2 separate regions of the Homo sapiens genome follow, and region 2 is linked to region 1. The links are chromatin loops, found by intact Hi-C in ENCODE. Cell type or tissue: PC-9. All regions are shown on one strand. Each heading gives the region's core, and the rest is flanking DNA. Links, peaks and the distances in the headings are about the cores only.

What was found. Peaks named below come from ENCODE experiments on the same cell type or tissue, not always from the same donor. Only the 100,000 strongest peaks of a DNase experiment are listed, where the experiment ranks them.
Region 2: it touches region 1 in a loop (6-fold over the local background); 29 of 110 quality-filtered maps call a loop at or near these places.

The regions. Positions count from the first base shown.
Region 1 is chr5:177,515,599-177,518,619 of GRCh38, forward strand. It overlaps DDX41 (DEAD-box helicase 41), which reads right to left and starts at 1,363. Exons shown (of 17, transcript NM_016222.4): 1 at 1,321-1,363; 2 at 1,127-1,237; 3 at 690-849; 4 at 521-595; 5 at 331-391; 6 at 87-223. The coding sequence starts at 1,347. RefSeq lists enhancers at 605-1,429, 1,458-1,727. In PC-9, for the core only: no CTCF peak of the experiment used is centred there; a DNase peak (open chromatin) is centred at 1,603; H3K4me3 peaks cover 2,017 bases; H3K27ac peaks cover 1,444 bases.
Region 2 is chr5:177,590,543-177,593,302 of GRCh38, forward strand. It overlaps TMED9 (transmembrane p24 trafficking protein 9), which reads left to right and starts at 1,661. Exons shown (of 5, transcript NM_017510.6): 1 at 1,661-1,856; 2 at 2,033-2,133. The coding sequence starts at 1,673. In PC-9, for the core only: no CTCF peak of the experiment used is centred there; a DNase peak (open chromatin) is centred at 1,529; H3K4me3 peaks cover 1,672 bases; H3K27ac peaks cover 460 bases; H3K27me3 peaks cover 125 bases.

The DNA of each region.
Region 1 (3,021 bases), core at 239-2,738:
TGTGGCTGAGCTCAGTGGGAGCCAGGACATAACCTCACAGGCATTTGATTATAAAAGTGTGGTATCTCTCTCCAGCCCCTGACTACCTGCAGGAAACTTCATTTCCTTGAAGCTCTTGATGGGTGGTGGGATACCGTCTCCCTCCACCAGGATGTGGTATTTCTTCCGCACGCGCTCATGTCGCTCTTCAGACATGCTCAGAACATAACGGGGTGGAGTCCAGCTGTGGATGGGTAACAGGGATCAAGAGAGCCCTGGGAATAGCTGGCCTGGGAGCATCCCTGCATGTACCATCCTAAGCAAGGGCAACTGCAGACTGTACAGACATACCTGGTTTTGATGGGGTCATCATACGTAATGCCCTTAGCCATCTCCTTCACTGACATCAATGCTGAAGAGAGAGACATGGCTCAGGGCTGGCTCCTGCTTCTGAGAAGCCAGATCCCTTGAGATATAACATGCCTGGGGCTGGGAGGAGAAGACTCAGTCCACCTTCTCACTATCCTGGCTACAACCATACCTCGGCCCTCGGCAACACTCTCCAGGATCTTCTCTTCTTCCTTCAGCTGCTTCTCCTTGGCAGACTCTTTGCGCGCTGAGAAAAGAAGTGGAAGATGTCAGACAGATACCAAAACGGTGTACCAGGCTCAGCTTCTTCTTTCTCGCCCAGGCAGTGCTGCCCAGCCCACCTTCAGCCTTCTCTTTAAGGTGCTGGTGCTGATCCAGGAGGCTGACGTTGGACTGAGGGCCTAGCGGGATGTCGTCCTCATCTCCCCGGGGTTCACTACCGCTGTCCTGCTGCTCTTCCTCCGCAGCTCCCTTGCGTCTTCGCTGCAGCAGCTTCTGGAGCTGAGGTTCCACCCGGGATCCACAGATAGGATGGGCATGGAGTCCACAAGGTCAGCGTCAGGATCCTGGCTTTGGGGCGAGGATCCTGTGCCCGAGGCGCAAAGCTGCCCTACCCCTCAGATCAAGCCGTCGGTCCCTCGTTTGTCTGGGGGCCGCGCCCTGGTGTACTGAAGCTCACTCCTCAGACTGCCCTCCTCCCCACGGAGGCCGAGGCCACGCCCGCCCCCTGCGACCCCGCGGTCACGGCCCCATCCCTCCCCGGACGCGTGCCCCTCACCAGTAGCTGCCGGCGCTGCCGTAACGGCACATAGGGCACGTAGTCCTCGTCGTCCTCATCTTCCGCCTCGGAGCGGCTTCCTCCGGCAGGCACCTCGTCGGTGCGAGCCCGCTGCAAGCACACGCCAGTCAGGCACGGCCTGCTCCCCTCTTCACGCCCGCTCCCACACGCGCGGGGTCTCGCCTCTCTCCTACCTTCCGTTCGGGTTCCGACTCCTCCATTCTTTGCTGCACGCATGCGCGCCACGGCGAAACCCCGCCTCATCCTTGCGTGAGACCCAATCCGATGTGAAGAGGCGAACGACGGCGCGTAGGAACGACCTCGGAGTTCCGGATCGCGCAGAGGGACAAATTTGTTCCGGAGATACTATCGCACGGCGAGGCATGGACGCTTTCATGGGTGGTTACGCGACAGTTGCCAGGACCGAGGGCGAAACCGGCTGCAAGGCATTGTGGGACATTGGAGGACTTGGAATATGCGCTAGAAGGCTCAATCCAAGCCCATTGGAAGAGGAAGACGTACGCAGCGGAGACAGCTGATCCGGAGTCGGGGCGGCCTGCCAGGTGCCCAACCTCTCCCAGAGCATGGCGTCTTGGGCACGCCCCTGCCGGCGGACAGTGCGTCCTCTAGGGCCGGGAGCTGCGGGCCGAGTTCGCGTGGGCCCTGCGCTTTCATCCCTGCCGGGGACGCCGGGGTTGCGGGATAAACCGCTCGACACACCCTGCCTCCCTGACTGCGCCTGTGTGACACATACGTTCACTGGTGGGGCACGCATCAGATACGGATGGCAGTGGTTTTGAAGTGGGAGGCCCTGTATAAATGTAAACGGTTATTACTGTAAATGCTCTAACAGAGCTGCCTGGGGGGCGCTTCCAGGGAAGCGTGGCAATCTCAGGCCGGGAGAGGAGAGGCGTCCTGGGCCAGGGCGCTGCAGGAATACAGGTCTGGCGATGTGCAAGTACACAGATTCACCAGGCAACAGCATTGCGGCAAGGGTGGGATGGGGAAGCCAGACCTAAGGCCAGAAAAGGAGATTGCGACCAGAGCATGCCTGCTGTGACTGTCAGAGTAAGTGGTTTCAACTTTATTAGAGACTTCTAAGGAATGACTTGGTCAGCTCTGTGCTTTCTTGCCTTCAAGAGTGTGTGCTGGGCGCTGGCACTGCGCTCAAGCAGATGATAATCAAGACACATACCTGGTGTGCGAGGAGCTTATGTAGATTGAGACTAGAAATATAGACAGATAACTGGTCTTAAAGAGAAAGATCCTAAGACAAGGTACCGCTTTTCGAAGTGTCATAGTTTTCACAGTACAATGGCCTCTTAGCTGGGATGTGAAGGATACACAGGAATTCATGAAGTCTTCTTTAGTAAAGAAAGCTTAGGCTGGGCACAGTGGCTCATTCCTGTAATCCCAGCTCTCTGGGAGGCCAAGGCAGGAGGATCGCTTGAAGCCAGGAGTTCAAGACCAGCTTGGACAACATAGCAAGACCCCATCTCTATAAAAAAAATAAGCTGGTGCTTACTGCCAGTCCCATGGTGGGTCTCAACCTGGGAGGGATGGAGGAGGACATGGTTTCTGGTCCTGCTCACAACACCCAAATACATGGCAATCTCAGGCCGGGAGAGGAGAGGCGTCCTGGGCCAGGGCGCTGCAGGAATACAGGTCTGGCGATGTGCAAGTACACAGATTCACTAGGCAACAGCATTGCGGCAAGGGTGGGATGGGGAAGCCAGACCTAAGGCCAGAAAAGGAGATTGCGACCAGAGCATGCCTGCTGTGACTGTCAGAGTAAGTGGTTTCAACTTTATTAGAGACTTCTAAGGAATGACTTGGTCAGCTCTGTGCTTTCTTGCCTTCAAGAGTGTGTGCTGGGCGCTGGCACTGCGCTCAAG
Region 2 (2,760 bases), core at 261-2,760, 75 kb after region 1:
ATTGTGATTTGTGTTTCTCTAATGATTAGTGATGTTGAGTATCTTTTCATGTGCTCACTGGCCACTTGTTGATCACTGGAGAAATGTCTATTCAAGCCCTTTGTTGTGGTTTTTGAATGAGATTGTTCTTATTTTGTTGCTGAGTTTTAGGAGTCTCTGCATATTCTGGATATTAATCCTTTGTCAGATATATGATTTGCAAATATTTTCTTCCATTCTGTGGGTTGCCTCTTTACTCTGCTACAGAGTCTTTTGATGCACAAAATGTTTTAATTTTCATAAAGTCCAATTTGTCTATTTTTTCTTTTGTTGCCTGTGCCTTTAGTGTCATATCCAGGAAGTCTGTTGCCAAATCCGATGTGGTAAACCCTTTGCCATATGTTTTCTATGAGTTTTATGCTTTGGGATTTTAAAAGTTGTGGGTCTTTTTGGGTGAATTTTTATCTATGGTGTTAGAGAAGGAACCACCTTCACTTTTTTGCATGTGGATATCCAGTTTTCCCAGCACCATTTGTTAGAAAGACTGTCCCTCCTCCCCGCATTGAATGGGCTTGGTCTCCTTGTTAAAAATTATTTGACCATATATGGGAGGGCATATCTTGGGGCTCTCTATTGTATTCCATTGGTCTATATGTCTGTCTATATGCCAGTACCACACTGTCTTGATGACTGAAGCTTGGAAGTAAGTTTTGAAATCAGGAAGTGTGAGTTCTTCAGCTTTATTCTTATTTTTCAGGATTGTTTTGGCTAATCGAAATCCCTTGAGAGTATATGAATTGTAGAATGAGTTTCTCTGTTTCTACAAAAAATGTCATTGGGATTTTGACAGGAATTGCATTAAATCTGTAGATTGCTTTGGATAGTATTGACATCTTAACTATATTAAGTAAGGATGATTTTTTTTAAATTACTGATTCAATCTCCTCACTAGTTATAGGTTTATTCAGATTATATTATCTATTCTGAGTCAGTTTTGCATTTCTATGAATTTGTCCATTTCATCTACGTTATCCAATTTGTTGGCTTATATTTGCTCATAGTACTCTCTTATGATCCTTTCTATTTCTGTAGAATTGCTAGTAACGAGCCATTGCAGTTGGGATCTGGCAGCAGAGGCTGTGTGTGTGTTTGTGTGTGTGTGTGATCGGAGAAATGCTTGAGAGGGTAACACCCGATTTAGGAGTGGACAGGGTATGAGGACAAAGAAGTGGTAATGGGAGACCTTGCCTTTTATTTCTTTTAATCTTTTTTGATAATACATTTGTGCATTATTTGGTCGTTCTCTTTAAATTCATTTTTAAAGGTAGAAGCAAATCAAGACTGGTAGATGCTGTGCCAAGGAAAGTCAGGGATCCTAGGTTCGAATCCTGTCTCTGTTCGCAATTCGCTCCGCAACCTCAAACAAACGACCTCAGTTTCATCTATGAAAAGCTGGTAACCATCGTCAGTTGCCAGGCCATGAAGAGAGTCAACGGAAATAAGTTTTTATTCTAGGGCACCCGCTCTCTCTCAGGTAAAAGCCGCGCCCCAATCAGGTACTGCCGCGCCAGGGCCGCGGGACATCTCGGGATTTGTGGTCCACCCGGCGGAACTCGCGGTCCCGGCAGGCACCGCGGCGGCGGCAGGGCGACGTGGCGCGGCCGGCTGCGGCTGCGCAGGCAGGTGGAGCAAGATGGCTGTGGAGCTGGGCGTGCTGCTCGTCCGGCCCCGGCCCGGAACCGGGCTGGGTAGAGTGATGCGGACCCTCCTGCTGGTGCTGTGGCTGGCGACGCGCGGAAGCGCGCTCTACTTTCACATCGGAGAGACGGAGAAGAAGTGCTTTATTGAGGAGATCCCGGACGAGACCATGGTCATAGGTGCGGGGGCGGGGAGGAAGGGGCGAGTTTGGAACGTGACCGTGGTCTTGGGGCGGGGGATGCGAGACAGTCAGCTCTCTAGAGCCGGGAGGAGACGGCCTCGCCGTGCCCAGGCGGTCGCGGAACCCATGCCACCTCGCGCTCCTCTGACCTGGGCTCGCCCTGCTTCCCTCAAGGAAACTACCGGACGCAGCTGTATGACAAGCAGCGGGAGGAGTACCAGCCGGCCACCCCGGGGCTTGGCATGTTTGTGGAGGTGAAGGACCCAGAGGACAAGGTGAGCCAACCGCCCCCCTCCTCTCCGCCAGCCTCTCAGCTAGGCGGGCTCCGGTACTTCCTCTTCTAGTTCCTGCATCTGCTAAAGTGGGAGAGACAGTTGATGTTGTGGGAATATCCTGCTGACTTGCAGACCCCGCCCGGTCTGTGAAATGGGCGGATTAATTGTGGTGATAAAAATCAAAGAGTTTTGTCAACTCTTAAAGTCATCTAGACTTTAAGATTTCACAGAACATGATACTTTCCCCACAAAATGAGCAGCTTTTAATCTTCCCAAGTAAGGATATTAAAACGAACGGCAAAACCCTTCAGCTCTCACCTTCTGTCACTTTTCGTTAAAAAACTCATGGCGGGGTGTGGTGGCTCTTGCCTGTAATCCCAGCACTTTGGGATGCCGAGGCGGGTGGATCACTTGAGGCCGGGAGTTCAGGACCGGCCTGGGCAACCTCCGTCTGGCAAACCCCGTCTCTAGTAAAAATACAAAAAAAAAAAAAAAAAAAAATGAGCCGGGTGTGGTGGCGCACACCTCTAATACCAGATACTTGGGAGGCTAAGGCACGATAATTGCTTGAACCTGGGAAGCTGAGGCTGCAGTGAGCTGAGATAGCATCACTGCACTCCAGCCAGG